Regions from separate parts of the Homo sapiens genome. Here region 1 is linked to region 2. A link is an interaction called in ENCODE POLR2A ChIA-PET data of the cell type or tissue named here. Cell type or tissue: GM12878. All regions are shown on one strand. Each heading gives the region's core, and the rest is flanking DNA. Links, peaks and the distances in the headings are about the cores only. Region 1 overlaps VOPP1 (VOPP1 WW domain binding protein). Region 2 has its middle 89 kb from the start of LANCL2.

Region 1 (7,339 bases), core at 3,329-7,328, 100 kb before region 2:
GATCAACATTTCCTAGTCAAAGTGGAAAAAAAGTTCGGTTGGGACTTTATTTTGGAAAAACAAATATCAAATTGTAAACATAAAAGTTAATTTCATCCTGAGTACTCATTTTATTTTATTTTAAATCTATTTATTTATTTAGAGATATGGTCTCCCTCTGTCGCCTAGGCTGGAGTGCAGTGGCATGATCTCGGCTCACTGCAACCTCTTCCTTTTGGGTTCAAGTGATTCTCCTGCCTCAGCCTCCTGAGTAGCTGGGATTACAGGTACACGCTACCACAGCCCAGCTAATTTTTGTATTTTTTTTTCTTTAGTAGAGACGGGGTTTCACCATATTGGTCAGGCTCTGAGTACTCATTTTAGAATGATGAGTCCATTTTGGGGGGACAGTGTAATTTTCCTGACAAAATTCTATAATGCACATAAGACAGTCTTCACTTGATGTTGGACTTCAGTGGCATGATCATAGTGAAAGTTTTTTCCCCAGAATTAGTTGCGCTGGTCTGGAAACTCCCACCACCCCCACCTCCAGCTTCTCTTTGTCCTTTTTATTCATATCATTCTCCTTTGGCCACCTTTTGGTTCATATTAAATGGCTTGACTGCTAGATCTTTTGTCACTTTCATTGGCTTCATGAGCTGCTGCACCTTTGTGAGGTCTGCAGGGCCTGTTTGCTGTCTGTGTGTGGTATTTGGGTTGCACTCTCCTGTGATCTTGGGATCGGAGATTGGTTTTGGATCTGCCAGTGTTAAGTGGGCTGGGGTGAATCCAGTGTTTCTTGTGGTTTGTGCTGAAACCTTTGGTTCCCCTCCAGGTCCTCCCCACTGGCACTTATTGAACAATAGGAAGCTCTGTTCTGTGGGTGTGGTCTGACTGGCAGCATCAAAACCTTTGGCCCTTGTCATTAAGCAGATAAAATTATACTAGTTTATACTAGTGCGTCCTCCCACCTCCACCCCTGCAGCCAGGAGATTCACCCTGAGTTTGCAGTGAGACCGAAATCTTTTTAACATGTGCTGCTGCTAATCCACCACACCTCACAATAGTTGTAGAGCTGTTTATTATTTTTTAAAAACCTAAATTGAGGACTTTACATTGTTTCCAATTTCACATTAATCATTCATCTCATCTACTTAAGCCTATCAACATATGTCTGAACACTATTTTTTAAAATCCAGTGTCCCATATTGTTTTGTACCATGGACCGATTTGATTATACTCCTGTTGGTTTTATCCAACTGATTAACAAACATGTTGAATAGAGCAGAGTCAATTACAGAGATTCTGGGTGGAGTTGGATGACTGAGATTTTGACTTGGAGAGTAAGGATATCCTTAATTTTAAAAAGTCAGAGTTTAATTTTAAATGCTGGTTTTGAAGTGTTTGATGATCTGTCCTTGGTGAAAAGAGATCCAACAAATGAGAGTCTAGAATGCGGGAGGAGGGTGTCTAAACGCGAAGGTGATCTGCATTCAGATACCGTAGAACAGTAGAGAAGAGGCCTTGCAGAAGGCCATCGGATTCGATAATTGGCAAACAGTGACCTTCCCTTGTCAGGGTTAAAGAATCAAATGGTCAATGAAGACAGGGAGGCAGTGACTAATACATATATATATAAAATTTCAGGAAGTACAGCTATATACTTCAAAACTGTCAACAAGAGAACAATGTCCTCAGACCAGAACAAAGAGATATTATCCGGTAAATTAGGTTTGAAATCGATCAATTGCTTGCTTCAAGCATAGGGCATATCTGGTGGTCGTTAGGAGTCACATTTGGATGGTGCCATGACCATGTATTACAGAATCTCAACTCCTTCGGAGTTGCCTGGGAGTCTTTGAGTAAACCTAAGCTCCCACTGACATACACCTGTAAAGAGAAATCCCTCAGTGTTGCTGGAGGCCCTTTGGAAGATTCCCTACTTGGTCTGGAACTTGTGGCCCAGGGTGGATTAACAGAGTATTTATATTGTCAGTCATTCCCAAGCAAGTTTCCTGTGCCCAGGTGGCTGCACACCTGCGGACAGGAGGGAGGGTTTCCTTATCCTGTCGATTAAAAAGTGGGCTTGCTTGTTATTATCTGTGACTAGATTAAGAAGAAACTTTGTCATAAGCGTCCATAGCAAGGGAAAGCAAGATTGTGATTGTGATCATAGTTGGCTCTTAATTTCTGCCCTAGGTAAGACAAAAAAAGGGTCCATAGCCATCTCTTTTGCTAGGATGGTTGAGCAGCTACTCAGGTGACAGCTTGACTTTTAATACTGAGAGGAAAGATGAGTGAAACTCTTTAGCTCTTTAGTTGGCCTCATTCTCTTGGTGTTTTGTGATCTGAGTGTCATCAAGGGCCAAAACATGGCATTATGGAGAGGGTGGGGACAGATCCTAAACCCTTATGGGGAGTGGGGAGAAGAGGAGAGTGAGAGAGAGCAAGCGAGCGAGAGAGAGAGAGAGAGAGAGAGACAGAGACAGAGAGAAAGAGTGTGTTGATGAGATTATTATTGAAGAAGCTCCTAGTTCCTAGTTCCCCCTCCTTCCCTTTAGTTGGAGAGAAAAGCAGCCAGGCCTGCGGTGAGTGAAGCTGTGAAGCCAGGTTCCTATAGCCTAAGGGCAGCTGTGTAAAACAACGTGGGGTTCCCTTAGATTAAATCTCTGCAACCTCTGTTCTTCTCTGCTGCCCTCAAGATAAATTCCAAACACTGTTTTTCCTCCTTAGAATTTCTTCAGGAATTCTCCTTTCTTTCCTTCTCATTTCTTTCCTCCCAAATTGAGCAGCTTTCTCTAGCTCAAAGGTTGTCAAAATTTTGGCTCTTATACTCTTTTAGGGAATTTTCAAAAGCTATATACCCTCTCACATAATTTTAAGTGGAACATACAGGTTAAGCAACCCTAATCTGAAAATCAAAAATCCTAAGTGTTGCAAAATCTGAAACTTTTTGAGTGCCAGTGTGATGTTACAGGTGGAAAATTTCACACCTGACCTTGTGTGACAGATCACAGCCAAAACATTGTTTTGTGCACACAATTATTAAAAATATTGTATAAAATTACCTTCAGGCTATATGTGTAAGATATATATGAACATAAATGAATTTCATCTTTAGACTTGGGTCCCATCCCCAAGATACTTCACTGTGTATATGCAAATGTTCCAAAATCCAAAGAGATGCAAAATCCAAAAACACTTCTGGTCCCAAGCATCTCAGGTAAAGGATACTCAACCTGTGTGATCTTGTTTATCATAGATTTTAAATGGTTACAATAGATTTGATTTCTCATGTATTGTAAACATTGTTAAAAATTCAACTATAATATCACTCTTTTAATGTATTCAGTGGAATCTAAATACCATTAGCAATTTGATACTGATTTTTTTAAAAAACGCAAATAATCTTCTCTAATGGTTGCAAATATAGCATTCCTTTTTTGAATTTCTACTTTATAGAATTTTCTTCTAATAATATATATTTATGCTTGAAAGTCTAGTTTTGATCTGTCGTTTTTTGTAACAAAATCTGTATCGAAATTAATTTTTAAAACATTTCCTCAGATATACCTCCAAAAAATTTAAAAAGACTAATTGATTTATCATTTTTATTGCACATTTGATTGACACTATACATGTATTACCAATTGAATATTATTAAACATAAACAGTAAAATTTACTGGAAATAAATTTCTGAGTGAGATGGACGAGGATATTTCAAGTTAGGGCATGTATAACTGATGGAAATGGAAAAAGTTTCATGTTGAACTTCCGAGTGATGTGCCCAGACCGCATAGTAATCTACAATTAGGTCATCTTTCAATTTAATTGAAAGCAAAGAATTTGAAACCAGTTGAGATGCAAGGCGTGCGTTGACAAAAACTCTCCCCTTGACCAAACTTTGGTTGGGATCCTCTGAGCCCTCTTCTCACTAGGCCTCCACCTTGCCCTCTGTGTCTGTCCTCAGTGGAGCTCAGTTTCAGCAAGAGTCCTGCCAAGTCATCCCCTCACGCTTAATATCTGATCACCTTAGGCTGTCTTCAGCAAGAATTCCTCCTTACTTCTACCCATCATGCCTCTCCTCTTAGCAATTTTGTATCCGTTGACCCCCTCACTCTGCTCCTTGGCTGTGAATTCACACTGATTTTGGTTGTATTTGGAGTTGAGGTCAGTCTGTCTTGCTGTTGTGATAGATTGACCCCTATTGCAATAGTCTTGAATAAAGCCTTACCATTTTTGACAAGTGTCAGAACAATTTCTCTTTAACAGTGTCACTACCAGTATTTTCAGTGGCCTTAGATTGGTACTTGAGAGAGTTTTTTAGTTCTGGACCAGCACATCCCAGTAAGACTAGAAATGGGAGGGAGGTGTGCCTTTCTTTGTAAAGGGAGAGAAGGGTGACTGTAAACGGGGAATTAGCACTGTCACTTGACCAGCATCCGGACCAGGGCCTGTGTCTCAGGCAGTCAGCTTTAGGAAAGCAGACCCATGGAGGTTGAAGGTTTGGAATTCGAGTCCTTTAGCAGTATGGAGGAGCGCCCTTGGAAAGCTTTCAGTATCTACAGAGACCTCCTTGCCATTCTCAGCGTTGGCTGTACATTAGAATGAGGTAGGGAGTTTCGAACAATTACCTGCACCTGGAGCCTAGTCATCTTTATTTTTTAACAGATGCACATTGCTTCTGATGCATAGATGAGGATCAGAAGTCTTCATCCAGTACAGCAGACTGAACCGACTACTGTGGGTCCTGAAGGCACCATACTTTCACTTCCTGTTTTCCCATTCCTTTGACTGCCGTTTCAACTCCCACCATACTTGAAGACCCTCAGGTGGTGTCATGGAAGGCTACTCTCATTGTCCACTTGGGTATGAGTTAAGTCCCCGACTTGGGCAAGCTACTCCCTAGGCAAGCTACTCCCACGTGCTCTGAGCTCAGATACTGTAATTGCTTGTTTGTTTTTTTTTTTTTTTGGAAGAGGGGAGCAGTCTGTGAATTCTTCTTCTTTTTTTTTTTTTTTTTTTCCAGACAGAGTTTTGCTCTGTCACCCAGGCTGGAGTGCAGTGGCATGATCTTGGCTCACTGCAACCTCCGCCTCCCCCTCTCCTGCCTTGGCCTCCTGAGTAGCTGGACATAAGGTGCCCACCAGCACGCCCACTTAATTTTTGTATTTTTAGTAGAGACGGGGTTTCACCATATTGGCTAGGCTGGTCTTGAACTCCTAACCTTGTGATCTGCCCGCCTTGGCCTCCCAGAGAGCTGGGACTACAGGTATGAGTCACCGTGCCCGGCCTGGTCTGTAAATTCTTTAGACCTTAAGCTCCTAGAGGACCTGTTTGTTCCAGAAGGGTTTGGCACAGTGAGGGGGATGGGCTTGGGAGCTTGGGTGTAGAGGTTAGGCTTTGGAAGGGGAGTGGGGATGTGAGGAAGGAGATGAGGAAGGAGGTCATCAAGAGGGAAGGTGCACATAGAGTTGAAGTTCAGTGGGGAAAGGTTGGTGACCTGGGTGGGATGTCAGGAACTTTGCGTTGAAGTAAGCCACAGAGATAAGCTGGGAAGGACCTGGGCCTCCAGGTCATGGTGAAGGTCGCACAGCGGTTGTGGTGAGGGTCCTGGGAAGCTGTGCATGTGCATCTCAGAGCATCCATGGTCGGGGTGCAGAGTGAGCATTTCGGGCAGTCTTGGATACAGCCAGCTGCCCTGACTGGCCCCCTAAGCAGCATGGAAGCAGGGAGGTAGAAGGGTGGCTGCCAGACTGGGGATTGACGCGGGATGGCAGTGCATCATGAGTGAGAGGATTTTGGGGAATTATTGTTATGATGGCTATGTTAGGGTCATTTCTTGAGTGTGTAAAATTAGAAGATGGTTGATGGATTGGAAAATGAACAAGGCATTTGGTAAAAAAGTAGAGGTTGACATGGGAGTGAGGTGAGGGTATGGGACAGGTGCAGAGAAGGGAGAGTGAGGCTACTGGCCTACTAGAGAAGAACTTGCTGTGACCTCTGTGTTCATTACCTGTTGTTGCTATAACAAGTGACTACAAACTTGGTGGCTTAAACCGATCCAGATTTATTATCTTCCCTCTCTGGAGGTCAGAAGTCCTAAATGGCTCTCAGTGGGCTCAATTCAAGAATGTCAGCAGGACCATGTTTCTTCTGGAGGCTCCAGGGAGGATTCATTTCCTGGCCTGTCCCAGCATCTAGGGACTGCCTGTGTTTCTTGGCTGGTGGTCCCTTCCTCCCCTTCAAAGCCAGCGATTCTGTGTCTTCTAATTTCTCTCATGCTTCTCTCTCTCTGTCACTGTAAAGACCCTTGAGATTACATTGGGCCCACCTGAATTACCCAGCATAATCTCCTCATTGTAAGATCCTTAACTTAATCACGTCTGCAAAGCCCCTTTTGCCACCTAAGGTGACATTCCCAGTTCTGTGGATTAGGACGATGACATCTTTGTGGGCAGGAGGTGGCATTACTTTGCTTGCCACAAGGTTGAAAAAAAATGTTGCTTAAAATGGATATTTTAGTGAAATCACTGTTGTAAAGGTTTTTTTTGTTTTCGTTTGTTGTTTGAGACAGAGCCTCACTCTTTTCCCCAGGCCGGAGTGCAGTGGCATGATCTTGGCTCACTACAACCTCTGCCTCCCAGGTTCAAGTGATTCTCCCGCCTCAGCCTCCCAAGTAGCGGGGACTACAGGCGTGCGCCACCATCCCCAGCTAATTTTTGTATTTTTAGTGGAGATGGGGTTTCACCATGTTGGCCAGGCTGGTCTGGAACTCCTGACCTCAGGTGATCGCCTGCCACGGCCTCGTGCGGTGCTGGGATTACAGGCATGAGACACTGCGCCTGGCCAGTAAAGGTTTTTATACTCCATTGCCACGTTCTGAGGTTCTTCTGTGGGGCTGACATGGGCAGTGGAGTGAATGAGAACTTGCCGGTTCCACTGCATGTGCCCTGGGTTGGGATGGAGTCATTAACATAGGTTGTAGGTCTGTTTTATGCTTTGAGTTCTTGGTGGAATGACTCAGGAAAAATATGTATTGGTTTTATTAATAGCTAGTCACCCCAGTGGAAGCTGAGATTCATCTCTGACTTTCTGAATTGCATGAGAAGTTAAATCGCAGATAGGGAGAAGGCTTTCTCTCATAATGAGAGCCTTGGACAAATTGAGATCACAGGTTACTTGATACAATTGATGCTTTTATCACTTCCTGGCAGAAAAGGAGCTGGACTTCAAAATCACGACATCTGGGCCCTGGTCAGCTGAGCCAGGCATTAGAGTCCTTCCACTGTGGTGGCCTGTTGGTCGGCCCAATGGCACGGTCAGCGGCTGCTCTCAGGGGCTTGCTAATGGGCAGTG
Region 2 (17,796 bases), core at 2,712-6,711:
GAGAGGAAGATCAGCAGGCTTGACCCACAACTACCACCACTGGGGCCCAAAGACTGCCCCACCTGGCATCCCCATCCCCAGCAAAGCCTCGCCACAGCCTCCCCAAACAACCACAGCCAATCCACTGAGGAACTCACAGATACCACTGACACTGATTATAGCTGAAGAAATATGGAAACTAAACTACTGCCCCCACCCAAAATAAAAGCCAAAGCATCCTACCCAACCAATACAATAGATACATCTATCAGGAAAAGTCTTTTCCTATGAAAGCCAATCCATAAAATTGAAAGAAGAGACAGTTACACCAGATGCACAAATATGAGTGTAAGGATATAAGAAACATGAAAAAGCAAGGAAACAGAATGCCTCTGAAGGAACACAGTAATTCTCTAGGAACAGGTTTGAATGAAAAAGCAATACATGAAATGCCCAAAAAAGAATTTTAAATAATGTTATTAAACAAGTTCAGTGCGATACAAGAGAACATAGAACAAAAACTGCAGAATACATTTTCTTGTCAGCACATGAAACATTCTCCAGGATAGGCCATATGTTTGGCCACAAAATAAATCTCAACAAATTTTAAAATTAAGATAATATCAAGTACCTTTTCAGACTACAATGGAATAAAACTAGAAATAAATAATAATACAGAGAAATCAGAAAAACAACTTATGATCTGAGTAAGAAATTCAACAGAGATAGATATCATAAAGAAAGAACCAAACAGAAATACTGGGACTGAAGGGTTCAATGAATGAAGTTAAAAATATATTGGGAGGCCGAGGCGGGCGGATCACGAGGTCAGGAGATCGAGACCATCCCGGCTAAAACGGTGAAACCCCGTCTCTACTAAAAATACAAAAAAATTAGCTGGGCGTAGTGGCGGGCGCCTGTAGTCCCAGCTACTTGGGAGGCTGAGGCAGGAGAATGGCGTGAACCCGGGAGGCGGAGCTTGCAGTGAGCCGAGATCCCGCCACTGCACTCCAGCCTGGGCAACAGAGCGAGACTCCGTCTCAAAAAAAAAAAAAAAAAATATAATCAAGAGTTTCAACAATAGACTAGACCAAGCAGAAGAAAGAATTTCTGAATTTGAAGACAGGTCTTTTGAAATAACCCAGTCCAACCCCCCAAAAAAAGAAGAAGAAAAGAAGAACAAAGAACAAAAGAGAGAGCCTATGAGACAACACAAATGAAATTTGAATATTGGGTGTTATAGAAGAAAAAGAGATGGGCAAAGGCATAGAGAACCTATTTAATGAAATAATAGCTGAAAACTTCCTACATCTTGGAAGAGATCTAGACATCCAGATACAGGAAGCTTAAAGATACCCAAATAGATTGAACCCGAAAAAGTCTTCCCCAAGGTATATTATCACTTGAGGAACATTTCAGCTTATAACTGTTGAAAGCCAGACAAAAAAAGAATTCTAAAATCAATAAGAGAAAAGTGTCAAATCACATATAAGGGAACTCCCATCAGACTAATAGATTCCTCAGCAGAAACCTTACAGGCCAGGAGAGAATGTGATAATACATTAAAAGTGCTAAAGGAAAAAGAAAACTGTCACGCAAGAACACTATACTCGGCAAAGTTGTCCTTCAAAAATTAAAGAGTAATAAAGTCTTTCCCAGCCAAGCAAAAACTGAGGGCATTCATCACCACTATACCAGCCCTACGAGAAATGCTTAACATGTTCTACATCTGAAAGCAAAAGGCTGATATTTGCATCATGAAAACATGAAACTCACTGGTGGAGCAGATACAAATGAGAAAAAGAAAGGAATCAAATGTTACCACTACAGAAAACCACCAAACCACAATGATAACCAATAAGAGAGGAAGAAATGAACAAAGGATGCACAAAACAAGTAGAAAACAATTAACAAAATGGCAAGAATAAGTCCTCACCTATCAGTAATAACCTTGAATGGGAACTGATTACATTTCCCACTTGAAAGATATAGACTAGCTGGGCCGGGCGCAGTGGCTCACGTCTGTAATCCCAGCACTTTGGGAGGCTGAGGTGGGTGGATCACGAGGTCAGGAGTTCAAGACCAGCCTGGCCAACATGGTGAAACCGTGTCTCTACTAAAAATACAAAAATGAGCTGGGCATGGTGGCACATGCCTGTAATCCCAGCTACTCGGGAGGCTAAGGCAGGAGAATTGCTTGAACCAGGACCCAGGAGGCAGAGGTGGCAGTGAGCTGAGATTGTGCCACTGCACTCCAGCCTGGGCTACGGAGTGAGACTCCGTCTCAAGAAAAAAAACAATGGACTAGCTGAATCCATTTTTTTTTAAATTTCTGTAGGTTATTGGTGAACAGGTGATGTTTGGTTACATTATTAAGTTCTTTATTGGTGATTTGTGAGATTTTGATGCACCCATCACCCAAGCAGAATACACTGCACCCTATTTGTAGTCTTTTATCCCTCACCCCCTTCCCACCCTTTCCCCGTGAGTCCCCAAAGTCCATTGTGTCATTCTTATGCCTTTCATCCTCATAGCTTAGCTCCCACTTACGAGTGAGAACATATGGTGTTTGGTTTTCCATTCCTGAGTTACTTCACTTAGAATAGTAAGTCTCCAATCTCATCCAGATCACTGCAAATGCCATTAGTTCATTCCTTTTTATGGCTGAGTAGTATTCCATCATATATATAATATATATAAAACACACATATATAATATATGTATATATAAAACACAGTTTCTTTATCCACTCGTTGATTGATGGGCATTTGGGTTGGTGCCACTGAATGCATTTTTAAAAATAACCCAACTATATGGTGCCATCAAGAAACTCACTTCACTTGTAAAGACACATACAGACTGAAAGTGAAGGATGGAAAAAGATATTCCACACATTTCACACAAATGGAAACCAAAAGTGAGCAGGAATAGCTATAGTTATATCTGATAAAACAGACTTTAAGTCAAAAACTATAAAAAGATAAAAAGGTCATTATATATGACAAATGGATCAATTCAGCAAGGGGATATATTAGATTGGTACAAAAGTAATTGTAGTTTTTGACATTAAAAGCAAGAACTGCAATTACTTTTGCACCAACCTATAACAATGCTTGATATACATGTACCCCACACTCGAGCACCCAGCTGTATAAGGCAAATATTACATCTATAGGGAGAGATAGACTTCAATACAATAATAGTTGGGGACTTCAACAATCTGCTCTCAGCATTTTTAACAGATCACCTAGACGGAAGAATCAACATAGAAACATTGGATTTTAACTGGATTTTAGTAAGAACAGAAAATAAATAAGCTGGACTTTAGATCAAATTTGACTTAACATTTACAAAACATTTTATTTTATCCAAAAGCTGCAGAATACACATTCTTCTCATCAGCACATGGAACATTCTCCAGGATAGGCCATATGTTAGGCCACAAAATAAATCTCAACACATTTTAAAATTAAGATCAAATCAAGCATCTTTTTAAACTACAATGGAATAAAAGTAGAAATAACAGGAGCTTTGGAAACTGTACAAATACATGGAAATTAAACAATATGCTCCTGAATGACCACTGGGTCGATGAAGAAATTGAGAGGAAATTTTTAAAAATATGTTTTTAAATATTTAATATGAAAATAGAAATGCAACATACCCACACCTATGGGATACAGAAAAGCAGTGCTAAAAGGGAAGTATATAGCACTAAATGCCTATATCACAAAAGCAGAAATATTTTAAATAAACAGCCTAGTGATACACCTCAAGGAACTAGAAAACCAATGACAAACCAAACCCAAAATTAGTAGAAGGAAAAGTATAGTAAATATCAGAACAAAAACAAAATAGAGACTAAAAAACAATACAAAGGATCAAGAGACAAAAAGTGCGTGTTTTAAAAAAAAGATACACAAAATTGATAAACCTCCTAGCTAGACTAACCATGAAAAAAGGAAGAAGAGTCAAATAAAATCAGAAATGAGAAAGAAGATATTATAACTGATACCACAGAAACACAAAGGATCATCAGAGATTACTATGAACAACTATAGCCAACAAAATGGAAAACCTAGAGGAAATGGGTAAATTCCTGGACACATACAACCTTCCAAGATTGAACCTGGAAGAAATAGAAAACCTGAACAGACCAATAACTGGTAATGAGATTGAATCAGTAATAAGTCTCCCAACAAAGAGAAGCCCAGTAGTGGATGACTTTATTGCTGAACCCTACCAAACCTATAGAGAAAAACTAACACCAATTCTTCACAAACTGTTTAAAAACAATTGAAGAGGAGGGAATTTTTCCTAACTCATTCTACAAGGCCAGCACAACCCTGACACCAAAACCAGAGAAGGACACAACGAAAAAGAAAGCTACAGGCCAATATCCCTGATGAACACAGGCATAAAAATCATCAACAAAATGCTAGCAAGCTGAATTCAACAGTACACCAAAAAGATAATATACTATGGTCAAGTGTGATTTACCCAAAGATGCAAGGATGGTTTAACACATGCAAATCAATAAATGTGATGACATCAGTGGAATGAAGGAAAAAACTTTATGATTATCTCAATAGATGCAGAAAATTGTTTGATAAATTCAGTATCCCTTCATGATAAAAAAAAACTCTCAACAAATTAGACATACAAGGAACATACCTCAACATAATAAAGGCCATATATGACAGATTCACAGCTGACATCATACTAAATGGGGAAAAGCTGAAAGACCTTCTTCTAAAAACTGGAACCAGAGCAGGATGCCCACATTCACCACTCTTATTCAACATAGCACTAGAAGTTCTAGCCAGAGCAATCAGGCAAGAGAAATAAATAAAAAGCATCTAAATTGGAAAAGAGTAAGTCAAATTGTCTCTTTCTGTAGATAGCATGATCTTATATATAGACAACCTAAAGACTTTACCAAGAAAAACCCTTACAACTGATAAATTCAGTAAAATATCAGAATATAATATTAGTAGTATTTTGATGCATCAATGATGAAAAAGCTGAAAAAGAAATCAGGAAGACAATCCCATTTACAATAATTAAAAGATAAAATACCTCGGATCTAACCAAAAAGGTGAAAGGTCTCTACAAGGGAAACTACAAAACACTAATGAAAGAAATAAACAAATGGAAAGACATTCCATGTGCATGAATCAGAAGAATTAATATCATTAAAATGTTTACCCAAAGTAAACTTGATTCAAAGCAATCTCTATCAAAATACTATTGTCATTTGTCACAGAAATTGAAAACAAAAATACCAAAGTTCATATGAAATCAAAAAAGAATCAGAATAGCCAAAGCAACCCTGAGCAAAAAAGAAAAAGCTGGAAGCATCACACTACTTAACTTCAAAACATTACAGGGCTATGGTAACCCAAAGAGCATAGTATTGATATAAACAGACACACAGACCAATGGAACAGAATAGAAAACCCAGAAATAAATACATATATTTACCACCAACTGATTTTCACCAAAGGTGCCAAGAATGTGTATCAGGGAAGGGATACCCTCTTCGATAAAGGGTACTGAGAAAACTGAATATTCATCTGCAAAATAATGAAACTAGACCCCTAATGTCTCACCATACACAAAAATTAAAATGATTAAAGACATAAATATAAGACCTGAAATTATGAAACTACTGGAAGAAACCACAGGGGAAATGTTTCAGGACATAGGTCAAGGCAAAAATTTTGTGGCTAAGATCTCAAAAACAAAAATAGACAAATGGGACTATATTAAGCTAAAAAGATTCTGCAAAACAAAGGAAACAGTCAACAGAGTGAAGAGACAATCTGTAGAACAGGAAAATATGTGCAAACTATTTATCCAACAAGGGACTAATATTGAGAATATACAAGGAATTCAACAGCAAAAAAAAAATCCCTTTTAAAAAGTAGGCAAAGGACATGAAGAGACATTTCTCAAAAGAAGACATACAAATGGCCAAGTATATGAAAAAATGTTTAACATCACTAGCCATCAGGGAAATGCATATCAAAACCACAATGAGATATCACCTTACCCCACTTAGAATGACTATTATTAAAAAGACCAAAAAAAAAATGCTGGCAACAATATGGAGAAAAGGGAACTCTTACACACTGTTGGTGGATATATAAATCACTACAGTCATTATGGAAAACAGTATAGAGGTTTCTCAAAAAAACTGACCACTAAATCAGACTACTAAATCCCCACTACTGGGTATTTACCCAAAAGACAGGAAATCGGTGTATCACAGGGACACTTGACCTCCATGTTTACTGAAGCACTATTCACAATAGCCAACATACGGAATCATCTAAGTGTCTATCAATGAATGAATGAAGAAAGAAAATGAGACATACTTACACAATGGAATACTGTTTCGCTATTAAAAAAATGAAATTCCGTCATTTGCAGCAACATTAAAAAATGAAATTCCATCATTTGCAGCAACATGGATTGGAACTCGAGGTCATTATGTTAAGTGAAATAAGCCAGGAAAACAAATATCACATGTTGTCAGCAATATATGGGAGCTAAAAAAGGTGATCTCATGCGAGTAGAAGGAAGATTGATAATTACCAGAGGCTGGGAAGTTGCAGGGGTTGGGGCGACACGGTGTCACGAAGAGAGGTTGGTTGATGGGTACAAAGTTACAGCTCGAAAGAAGGAATAATTTATATTGTTCAACAGCACAGTAGGGTGACTATAGTTAATAATATATTTTATAATAGCTAGAAGAGAATATTATTATACTTTAAGTTCTGGGGTACATGTGCAGAACGTGCAGGTTTGTCACATAGGTATACAGGTGCCATGGTGGTTTGCTGCACCCATCAACCCATCATCTACATTAGGTGTTTCTCCTAATGCCATCCCTCCCCTAGACCCCCATCCCCCGACAGGCCCTGGTGTGTGATGTTCCCCTCCCTGTGTCCATGTGTTTTCATTGTTCAACTCCCACTTATGAGTGAGAACATGCGGTGTTCGGTTTTCTGTTCTTGTGTTAGTTTGCTGAGAATGATGGTTTCCAGCTTCATCCAAGTGCCTGCAAAGGACATGAACTCATCCTTTTTTTATGGCTGCATAGTATTACATGGTGTATATGTGCCACATTTTCTTTATCCAGTCTACCATTGATGGGCATTTGGGTTGATTCCAAGTCTTTGCCATTGTGAACAGTGCTGCAATAAACATAGGTGTGCATGAGTCTTTATAGTAGAATGATTTATAATCCTTTGGATATATACCCAGTAATGGGATTGCTGGGTCAAATGGTATTTCTAGTTCTAGATCCTTGCGGAATCACCACACTGTCTTCCACAATGGCTGAACTAATTTACACTTCCACCAACAGTGTAAAAGCATTCCTATTTCTCCACATCCTCTCAAGCATCTGTTGTTTCCTGACTTTTTAATGATCACCATTCTAACTGGCACGAGTTGGTTTCTCAATGTGGTTTTGATTTGCATTTCTCTAATGACCAGTGATGATGAGCTTTTTTTCATGTTTGTTGGCTGCATAAATGTCTTCTTTTGAGAAGTGTCTGTTCATATCCTTTGCCCACTTTTTGATGGGGTTGTTTTTTTCTTATAAATTTGTTTAAGTTCTTTGTAGATTCTGGATATTAGCCCTTTGTCAGATGGATAGATTGTAAAAATTTTCTCCCGTTCTGTAGGTTGCCTGTTCACTCTGATGATAGTTTCTTTTGCTGTGCAGAAGCTCTTTAGTTTAATTAGATCCCATTTGTCTATTTTGGCTTTTGTTGCCATTGCTTTTGGAGTTTGAGTCATGAAGTCTTTGCCCATGCCTATGTCCTGAATGGTATTGCCTAGGTTTTCTTCTAGGGTTTTTATGGTTTTAGGTCTTACGTTTAAGTATTTAATCCATCTTGAGTTAATTTTTGTATAAGGTGTAAGGAAAGGACCCAGTTTCAGCTTTCTGCATATGGCTAGCCAGTTTTCTCAACACCATTTATTAAATAGGGAATCCTTTCCCCATTGCTTATTTTTGTCAGATTTGTGAAAGATCAGATGGTTGTAGATGTGTGGTGTTATTTCTGAGGTCTCTGTTCTGTTCCATTTGTCTATATATCTGTTTTGGTACCAGTACCATGCTGTTTTTGTTACTGTAGCCTTGTAGTATAGTTTGAAGTCAGGTAGCATGATGCCTCTACCTTTGTTCTTTTTGCTTAGAATTGTCTTGGCTATGTGGGCTCTTTTTTGGTTCCATATGAAATTGAAAGTAGTTTTTTTCCAATTCTGTGAAGAAAGTCAATGGTAGCTTGATAGGGACTGCATTGAATCTATAAATTACTTTGGGCAGTATGGATTTTCACAATATTTATTCTTCCTATCCATGAGCATGGAATGTTTTTCCATTTGTGTCCTCTCTTATTTCCTTGAGCAGTGGTTTGTAGTTCTCCTTGAAGAGATCCTTCACTTCCCTTGTAAGTTGTATTCCTAGGTATTTTATTTTCTTTGTAGCAATTGTGAATGGGAGTTCACTCATGATATGGCTCTCTGTTTGTCTGTATTGGTGTGTAGGAATGCTTGTGATTTTTGCGTGTTGATTTTGTATCCTGAGACTTTGCTGAAGTTGCTTATCAGCTTAAGGAGATTGTGGGCTGAGACAATGGGGTTTTCTAAATATACAATCATGCTGTCTGCAAACAGAGACAATTTGACTTCCTCTTTTCCTAATTGAATACGCTTTATTTCTTTATTTCTTTCTCTTGCCTGATTGCCTTGGCCAGAACTTCCAATACTGTGTTGAATAGGAGTGATGAGAGAGGGCATCCTTGTCTTGTGCTGGTTTTCAAGGGAAATGCTTCCAGCTTTTGCCCATTCAGTATGATATTGGCTGTGGGTTTGTCATAAATAGCTCTTATTATTTTGAGATATGTTCCATCAATACCTAGTTTATTGAGAGTTTTTATCATGAAGGGCTATTGAATTTTGTCGAAGACCTTTTCTGCATCTATTGAGATAATCATGTGGTTTTTGTCATTGGTTCTCTTTATGTAATGTATTATGTTTATTGATTTGTGTATGTTGAACCAGCGTTGCATCCCAGGGATGAAGCCAACTTGATCATGGTACATAAGCTTTTTGATGTGCTGCTGGATTTGGTTTGCCAGTATTTTATTAAGAATTTTTGCATTGATGTTCATCAGGGATATTGGCCTGAAATTTTCTTTTTTTGTTGTGTCTCTGCCAGGTTTTGGTATCAGGATGATGCTGGCTTCATAAAATGAGTTAGGGAGGATTCCCTCTTTTTCTATTGTTTGGAATAGTTTCAGAAGGAATGTTCCCAGCTCCTCTTTGTACCTCTGGTAGAATTCGGCTGTGAATCTCTCTGGTCCTGGACTTTCATTGGTTGGTAGGCTATTAATTGCTGCCTCAGTTTCAGAACTTGTTATAGGTCTATTCAGGGATTTGACCTCTTTCTGGTTTAGTCTTGGGAGGGTGTATGTGTCCAGAAATTTATCCATTTAGAAGAGAAAATTTTTAATGTTCCTAGCACAAGAAAAAGATAAATGACTGAGGTGAGAGCTATCCTAAATACCCTGGTTTGATCATTACACCTTGCATAATTGTCTCAAAATATGACATATACCCCATAAATGCATATAATTGTTATATGTCTATTAACAAAATTTTAAAAATAAGGACTGGATGTGGGTGATGAATAAATGAGGATTTGGTATACTATTTTCTCTACTTCTTATGTTCAAAATATTTTATAATAAGTTAAAATGAATAATAAAATAACCAAAAAAGATCTCAAAAACTACTATATTTTGTACATTCATATTACAGGCACACTTTATTGTACTTCGCTTTATTGCTCTTTGTAGGTATTGAGTTTTTTACAAATTGAAAGTTTGTGACAACCCTGTATCAAGGAAGTCTATCAGTGCCATTTTTTTCCAACAGCATGTGCTCACTTTTTATCTCTATGTCTCATTTGGTAATTCACATAATATTTCAAACTTTTTCATTAATAAATAACTGTTATGGTGATCTGTGATCAGTGATATTTGATGTTAGTGTTGTACTATAGGGTGCCAATAACTCTGCCTATACAAGATGGTGTACTTAATCAATAAACGTGTATTCTGACTGCCTTACCCTCCATTCCCTCATCTCTTTCCCACTCTCTTCCCTGACACACAACAAACAATAATGAAATTAGGCTAGTTAGTAACCCTACAATGGCCTATAAGTGTTCAAGTGAAAGGAAGAGTTGTATGTCACTCATTTTAAATCAAAAGCTAGAAATGATTAAGTCTAGTAAGGAAGGCATGTCAAAAGCTGAAACAGGCTGAAAGCTAGGCCTCTTGCACCGGGTAGCCAACTTGTGAATGCAAAGGAAAAGTTCTTGAAGGAAATTAAAAGCGCTATTCCAGTGACACACAATGCTGATATAGTCTTCAATTCTATGGAGGCTGAAAGAGGTGAGGAAACTGCAGAAAAAAAGTTTGAAGCTAGCAGAGGTTGGTTTATGTGGTTTAAGAAAAGAAGTCATCTCCATAGCTTGGAAGTACAGGGTGCAGCAGAAAGTGCTGATGTAGAAGCTGCAGCAAGTAATGCAGAAGATCTAGCTAAGACCACTGAGGAGGGTGGCTACACTCGACAACAGAGTTTACATGTAGACAAAACAGCCTTCTACTGGAAGAAGATGCCATCTAGGACTTTGTAGCTTGAGAGGAAAAGTCAGCGCTTGTCTTTAAAGCTTCAAAGGACAGACTAACCCTCTAGTTAGGGGCTAATATAGTTGGTGAGCTAAGTTGAAGCCAGTGCTCGTTTATCATTCTAAAAATCCTAGGGCCCTTAAGAATTATGCAAAATCTACTCTGCCTTTATCCTATAAATGGAACAACAAAGCTTGGATGACAACACATCTTTTTACAGCATGGTTAGCTTAGTGTTTTAAGCGCACTGCTTCTCAGCAAAAACGATTCCTTTTAAAATATTATTGCTTATTGACAAAAGACCTAATCACCCAAGAGCTCTGATGGAGACATAGAAGATTATTGTTGTTTTCATGCCTGCTAACACACATTCATTCTGCAGCCCATGGATCAAGGAGTCATTTTGACTTTCAAGTCTTATTGTTTATGACATACATTTTGTAAGGCTATAGCTGTCATAGATAGTGATTCCTCTCATGGATCTGGGCAAAGTAAATTGAAAACCTTCTGGAAAGGATTTACTATTCTAGATGCTGTTAAGAACATTTGTGATTCATGGGAGGCAGTCAAAATACCAACATTAACAGGAGCTTGGGAGAAGTTGATTCCAACCTTATGGATGACTTGAACCCCTTCATGGAGGGGTTCAAGACATCAGTGGAGGAAATAACTGTGGATGTGGTGGAAATAGCAAGAGAAATATAATTCGAAGTGGAACCTGAAGTTGTGACTGAATTGCTACAATCTCATGGTAAAACTTTAATGGATGAGGTATTTCTTCCTATGGATGAGTGAAGAAGGTGGTTTCTTGAAATGGAATCTACTCCTACTAAAGATGCTGTGAATATTGTTGAAATTACAACACAGGATTCAGAATATATCATAAACTTAGTTGGTAAAGTAGTGGCAGGGTTTGAGAGGTTTAACTCCAATTTTGAAAGAAGTCCTACTATTGGTAAAATTCTGTCAAACAGCGTCGCATGCTACAGAGAAATCTTTCCTGAAATAAAGTCAATCAATGCGGCAGACTTCATTGTTGTCTTATTTTAAGAAATTGCCACAGCCAGTCCAACCTTTAGCAACTACCACCCTGATCAGTTAGCAGCCGTCAACACTGGGAAAACACCCTCCACCAGCAAAAAGATTATGACCCACTGAAAGCCCAGATAACCGTTAGCATTTTTAGCAATAAAGCTTTTTTGTTTGTTTTTAGACAGAGTCTCGCTCTGTCGCCCAGGCTGGAGTGCAGCGGCACGATCTTGGCTCACTGCAATCTCTGCCTCCTGGGTTCAAGTGATTCTCCTACCTCAGCCTCCTGAATAGCTGGGACTACAGGCACCCGCCAGCACGCCCAGCTGATTTTTGTATTTTTAGTAGAGACGGGGGTTTCACCATATTGGCCAGGCTGGTCTCAAACTCCTGACCTTGTGATCCGCCCGCCTCTGCCTCCCAAAGTGCTGGGATTACAGGCGTGAGCCACTACATCCGGCCACAATAAAGTATTTTTTAATGAAGCTATGTACATTGTGGCTTTTAGACATAATGCTGTTGTGCACTTCATAGACTACAGTATAATGTAAACAACTTCTATATGTAGTGGGCAACCAAAAATTTGTATGACTCAAACTTTATTGCAATGTTCACTTAATTATGGTGTTCTGGAACTGAACCTGCAACATTTCCCAGGTATTCCTGTACTTCAGGCGTTTCTTTTGCCCCCTACCCCATAACTTTTTATTGTAATGTTCCTGTCTCAGATGGGCTGTGCGGAAGTGTCCAGAAAGGATCTCGTTCCACTCCTGTGCCTGTGTGGAAGGGGCCCAGTGCCCTCCTATAAATGGTGTGGTGGGTGCAAGGATGATTGTCAAGACACCCCCTACCCGCAAGAAGAAGGTGAAGGGAATTAGATTTGAGTCCTGTTGAATCTCCTCCCTAGGAGATCTCCCTCTGATGCCAGCCCTGAAGATCCAGGCTTCACTTTTACAAAAAAAGATGTATGTTCTTGTGCAGGTCTCAAGAGTATAATGAAGGAGGAGCAACGTGGCTTGGTCTGTTTTCAACAGTGACAGGAATGTTGGAGAGCACTCTCTTTGTCTTTCTCCCTGGACTCCAGAAATCACAAACAGTGCTGATATCATTTGCCACAGACCTAGTATTCAGTGCACATGGGAACAGAAGATTGATAACAAGTGTGTACCTGTGAAAACTGCCTGGGCGCAGCCCTTACCAATGACAATCCTTCATGTTTTTGTAGAAGAAAGGAATTTTGCATCTTACTTTAAAGCTTACGTGGGGAAAAGCTTTTAGATGTATATTCTTTACCAGTGCTGTCCACTAAAGGTATGATGTGAACCAGTGCATTGCTTTAAATTTTCATTACAAAGATTAATCAAAAAAATTATTTTAATGATATTCAGCCTAATATATCAAAGTATTATTTCAACATGTAATGATATAAAAGTATGTGAGTGAGAAATGTTACTTTTTTCCATATTCAAAATCCAGTTTGTATAACACATACTCAATGCACACTTCCACTTGGAGTGGCCACATTTCAAGGGCTATAAGAGCTGGTAGCGCTGGTGAGTGATTTACTGGACAGTGCAGAACCAGAGTGCATAGGGAAATGCCCAGCTCCTGGGTTCTGGGTGGTTACACAAGTTCCAGTGCTGGGTGGTCAGCCCTGAAATGGCATCCAGGTGCTGCTGGGGACACCCAAGAGAAGAGGCGGAGGACTGGTGGGACCTCAAGAACACCCCCAGGTCGGGGAGGTAACACTAGGACCAGCCTGAGGTCTCCTGCCCGAAATGTGCCCCCAGCCACAAGTCGGTGACTCCAACTCCCAAGGGGAAGCTCAGGGGTCCCTGGAAGGAGTGAGATGTTCTCAGCAAATGGAAGTAGGTGAAATGCAATCGTTGCTCGTCTTTTTCTTTATTACCATCCTTGTCAGTGTGGGTGCACAGAAATGTAAGATGCGGACAGAGGGCAGAAATCCTGGCTTCTCATCCAACCGCATTTCCAAAGGTCTGCTGACCACCTGGGTGCTACGCCTCAAGGGTGACATGTTTGTTTCTCCCCTCAAGGGTGACAGGTTTGTACTTAAAGGTCTCTGGGACCTCTGGCACCAGTGACATCCCTGATGCCCAGAAGTAGGCGTGTTGAGGGGCTGCAGGGGCCGCAGGAGGGTGGCAGGACCTACCGAGGCAGGGGCGGTAGAGGGCACAGTGCGGGGGTGGAGGGCTCCTGTCCCCTCGGGAGGCCAGGCTGCTCGCTGCTCTCCTCTCCCAGGACAGGCTCGGTGGCCAGAACGCCTCTGCAGGAACCTGGTCGGAGCTCAGCTGGCTCCTTCCAGGTGACCCCAGCCAGTCACAGGGAGGGGCAGCTTTTCGTCCAACCTTCAGCTGCCTTCAGGGTTCCCCTGCGCCTGGGGAGGGAAGGCTGGGGCGTCGTCTCCCCATCTGTCCTGCGCCCGCTGGCCGCGCCCTTCTCCGAGACCGGCCCCCCACCCCGGCGTAGTGCAGGCCTGGGCCTGGCGCTGCAGCTGAACGAGGACCGGGCACCGGCAGGCCCCGAAGCGATGGCAGACGCAGGTGGACGGGTGTCCCTGACCTGCGCGTCCCTGGAGAGGGGTTCGGACGAGGCAGGGCCGCAGTGGCGCCGCGGGAGACTGGGATGGGAGGCCTCCTGGGCCCGGAAGGCCGGCGTCCCGGTCCATCCGGGAGAAGCGCGGGCCCTCCCCGGCCGTCCCCTGTGCCGCGGGATCGGGACCGCCTGAGGCACGGGCGCCGACAGGAGCAGGGGACCCGCGGCGCTCCGGGAGCGGACACCTGCCAAGCACTTCAAGGTCTTTATTCGAAACCAAACCCATGCCTTTATTTTTTATCTAATTATGAAAATAGTTCGTGCTCATAGCAGAGAGAGGCGCAGAGAGAGGAAATGCACGCGGCCTGCCACCCTAGCCAACAGCCCGGGACCCACACGGGAGTCTCTGTTTTACTCCAATATTTTTCATGGTATTTCAACGGTCCCCTCTTCCCTGCTAAGGATTACATCGCATCTCAGTGCGATTAAACTGTTCCAGTTTATTTAACCCCCTCTTCCCATTTTGTTTTTCACTTTTAAATAAAATATGTCATTGAAGAGGGTGGGCATGTCCTGCGCGTGGCTGCGGTGGCAATGCTGCTCCTCGCCAGGGGCGCCGCCTCCCCCTCGTCCGGGCCCACCGTTGCCAGCGCCCTGGCAGCGAGCTGGGGCCGCGCTGGGCACTGGAATAGGATGCGGGAGACCTGAGTCCCCCAGACCTGGTCCTGCAGCGCTGCCAGGCCCCAAGGTCTCTCCCTTCCCTTTCTGGAGCCTGGGTGTGGAGGATCCCGCGGAGGATTCCAGGCTATGCAAGATGACGGAGCCTGAGTCCCTGGCTGACTGCGTGGAGCTGAGATCTCCTGCCAACTGCCAGGACCGGGGCTCGAGCGAAAAATCAACCTTTATTGTGGTGCCCCACAGTTTCTTGGCATAATTGTGGATGATGCAGACCAAATACAATAACATGAACACACTGTACGCCCATCCCACTTCAGAAATAGAAATGAGGTCCCTATGAATCTTTCTCATTGCACTCCCATTATTATCCCATATTTTGTGTTTATAATTTCTTTGCTTTTATAATTTTACCATGTGTTTTGTTTCATTTTGAACTTTATGATATTGATACATTTCTCCAATCTGTTTTCTTGCTTGCATTCTTGCTAATTTTTCTCTATTATAAATAATGCTTTGCTGAGCATGCTTGTCACTATGTTTTACGTACATCCACATTTATTTCCTCAGAGTAAAATACTGGATTTAAGTTGCTGGGTCCAAGTATATGTACATATTTTAGGGCTTTTGACAAATATTACCTTCAGAAGAATTATTATGAATTCTGCCAGCCTTTGCCAACACTGTTTATTATTGGGAATTATATGTGGAAAATCATTATAATGATTATAATGATTTTGAGTGAATGATAATGAATAATGGTTTTTTAATGAATGACAGTGATTTGCCATAATTACAATGAGTTGTAATTATAATGATTTAGTTCATATATAATTGCCAATTTGAAGGGAGAAAAATCAGCCCCATTTTCTGTTCTTTTATTACAAGAGTTCTTCACCACCTACACAAACCACCTTCTTGAAAGGGTCCATGGTTGGCAAAACCAAGGCTGGCAGGATTAAGCTGTCACAGAGAAGAGAGGATTAGGGAGAAAATATGAAACATAGCATTAAATCTGTATTTACAAAATTTATATGAAATATTGCACTAGAGATACATATGTATATGTACACGTATATTTATAGCATACATACTGCATTAAATGCATATGTATATGAAATATGGCATTAAACATATATTGAATGGAGAAAATAGTAGTTCTCTTAGGTATCCACTTCCCAACAACCATTCAGACAGCCCTCCTCTTGAATTGCCTTCAGTTCCTTATTTAGGTGGCGGCATCACTCTGGGGTCAGTCTCTCCCCTGTCCTTTGAGGACATACAGACCTCACCTATTGTTTAAGTGTTTGAACCAGCCCCGAACCCAAGCAACACCAGAGTCCTCCTTACATTTCTTCAGTGAGCAAACCTTACGCACCGTGAACTTGGGAGTCAAACCAGCTGTGCCCCTCACTAGCCGGGTAAGCGCAGGGAGGTATTGTGCCACACTGAGCATCAGTTCCCCAATCCGAATCAGGATAGAACAATTCCACTGTTGCTTGGTTTACCCAACTGCTGCTGTTCCTAATCTGACGCCTTGCCTGATTCTTCTATAGTACCTGGAAAAGCCACCTATCATTTTCAGTTGTCCAGTCTCCCTTGCAGCAGGGGCATCACATGACACAGTTTTGGTTGATGAATTGCACATAGAACTCCACACTGGAGCCCCTGGGGAAGATTTCACTTTTCTCATAAATGGGATAAGGGTTGCTGGCATTGCCACAAGCCCGTTCACCCTGCTTTGATCACTGATGTGATATCTAGAGCTGCAATAACTATCCTGTGACAAAGAGGGAAAGGCCAACATAATCACAGAGACATCAGCTTTTATTGCTGAACTTCTGAAGCAGTGAGCCAATTCTAGGTTTATCATCTGAAAGAATAAATTCCTGTTCAGTTGTTTTGTTACTAACCTCCTTATGAGATGGTTGTGAGAATCTTGTGAAGTAATGGTTATAATGGCTAGATACAGTGCCTGGCATTGTTAAATACTCATAACATAATTTTATGATTGTTAGTAGTACCAACTGATGTCAGTTGCCACAAGTTACTTCAACTCTGATATATGAGTCTGGCCAGGGATAAGAAGATGTTTGTTGAAGATCATCCTTGGCTGCCAATTAGCTATCAGTGACCCTGGGCAAGTTTTGAACCTCTATGGGTGTGGTTTCCTCTGCTGTTTATAAAATAATACCAAAGTTCCCTTGCAGCTCTAAAATTATTTTGTTTTCCCTAGAAATTTTTTTCCATCACAGGATGTAGCATCCAGGCTGACAGGACCAGAGAAGAATGTCTACAGCAGGGAAGGGTGTGGTATCTCTAAGTTACATGTGCACAGTTTACAGTAGTCCCTCAGGGCACACAGGACTTCCCAGCCAGCACTTCTCATGTGATGTAATATGAAGTGCCAGTATCACTGAAGTAGTACTCATATCAAAAATGTATCACCTCGGCCGGGCGCGGTGGCTCACGCCTGTAATCCCAGCACTTTGGGAGGCCGAGGTGGGCAGATCACGAGGTCAGGAGATTGAGACCATCCTGGCTAACATGGTGAAACCCCGTCTCTACTAAAAATACAAAAAAATTATCTGGGCGTGGTGGCGGGCACCTGTAGTCCCAGCTACTTGGGAGTCTGAGGCAGGAGAATGGAATGAACACAGGAGGCAGAGCTTGCAGTGAGCCGAGATCATGCCACTGCACTCCAGGCTGGGCGACAGAGCGAGACTCCGTCTCAAAAAAAAAAAAAAAAAAAGTTTCACCTGGATACCTCCACAACAGTGTTATCCAATAGAACTTTCTATGAGGATGGAAATGTTCTACACAGGCACTGCCCAATACATAGCCA

Evidence for each region. ChIA-PET counts read pairs that join two places held together with the same protein. Peaks named below come from ENCODE experiments on the same cell type or tissue, not always from the same donor. Only the 100,000 strongest peaks of a DNase experiment are listed, where the experiment ranks them.
Region 1: POLR2A ChIA-PET joins it to region 2 with 6 read pairs; 10 of 35 experiments call an interaction of 5 or more read pairs at or near these places.

Annotation. Positions count from the first base shown.
Region 1 is chr7:55,559,364-55,566,702 of GRCh38, reverse strand. The region is part of intron 1 of VOPP1 (VOPP1 WW domain binding protein); the gene reads left to right. Among named protein-coding and RNA genes, the nearest start is that of VOPP1, 9.5 kb to the left of the region's middle. RefSeq lists enhancers at 4,652-4,701, 4,732-4,791, 4,872-4,921. In GM12878, for the core only: no CTCF peak of the experiment used is centred there; no DNase peak of the experiment used is centred there; H3K4me3 peaks cover 1,446 bases; H3K27ac peaks cover 3,199 bases.
Region 2 is chr7:55,445,899-55,463,694 of GRCh38, reverse strand. It overlaps a transcript of VOPP1 not described here. Among named protein-coding and RNA genes, the nearest start is that of LANCL2, 89 kb to the right of the region's middle. In GM12878, for the core only: no CTCF peak of the experiment used is centred there; no DNase peak of the experiment used is centred there.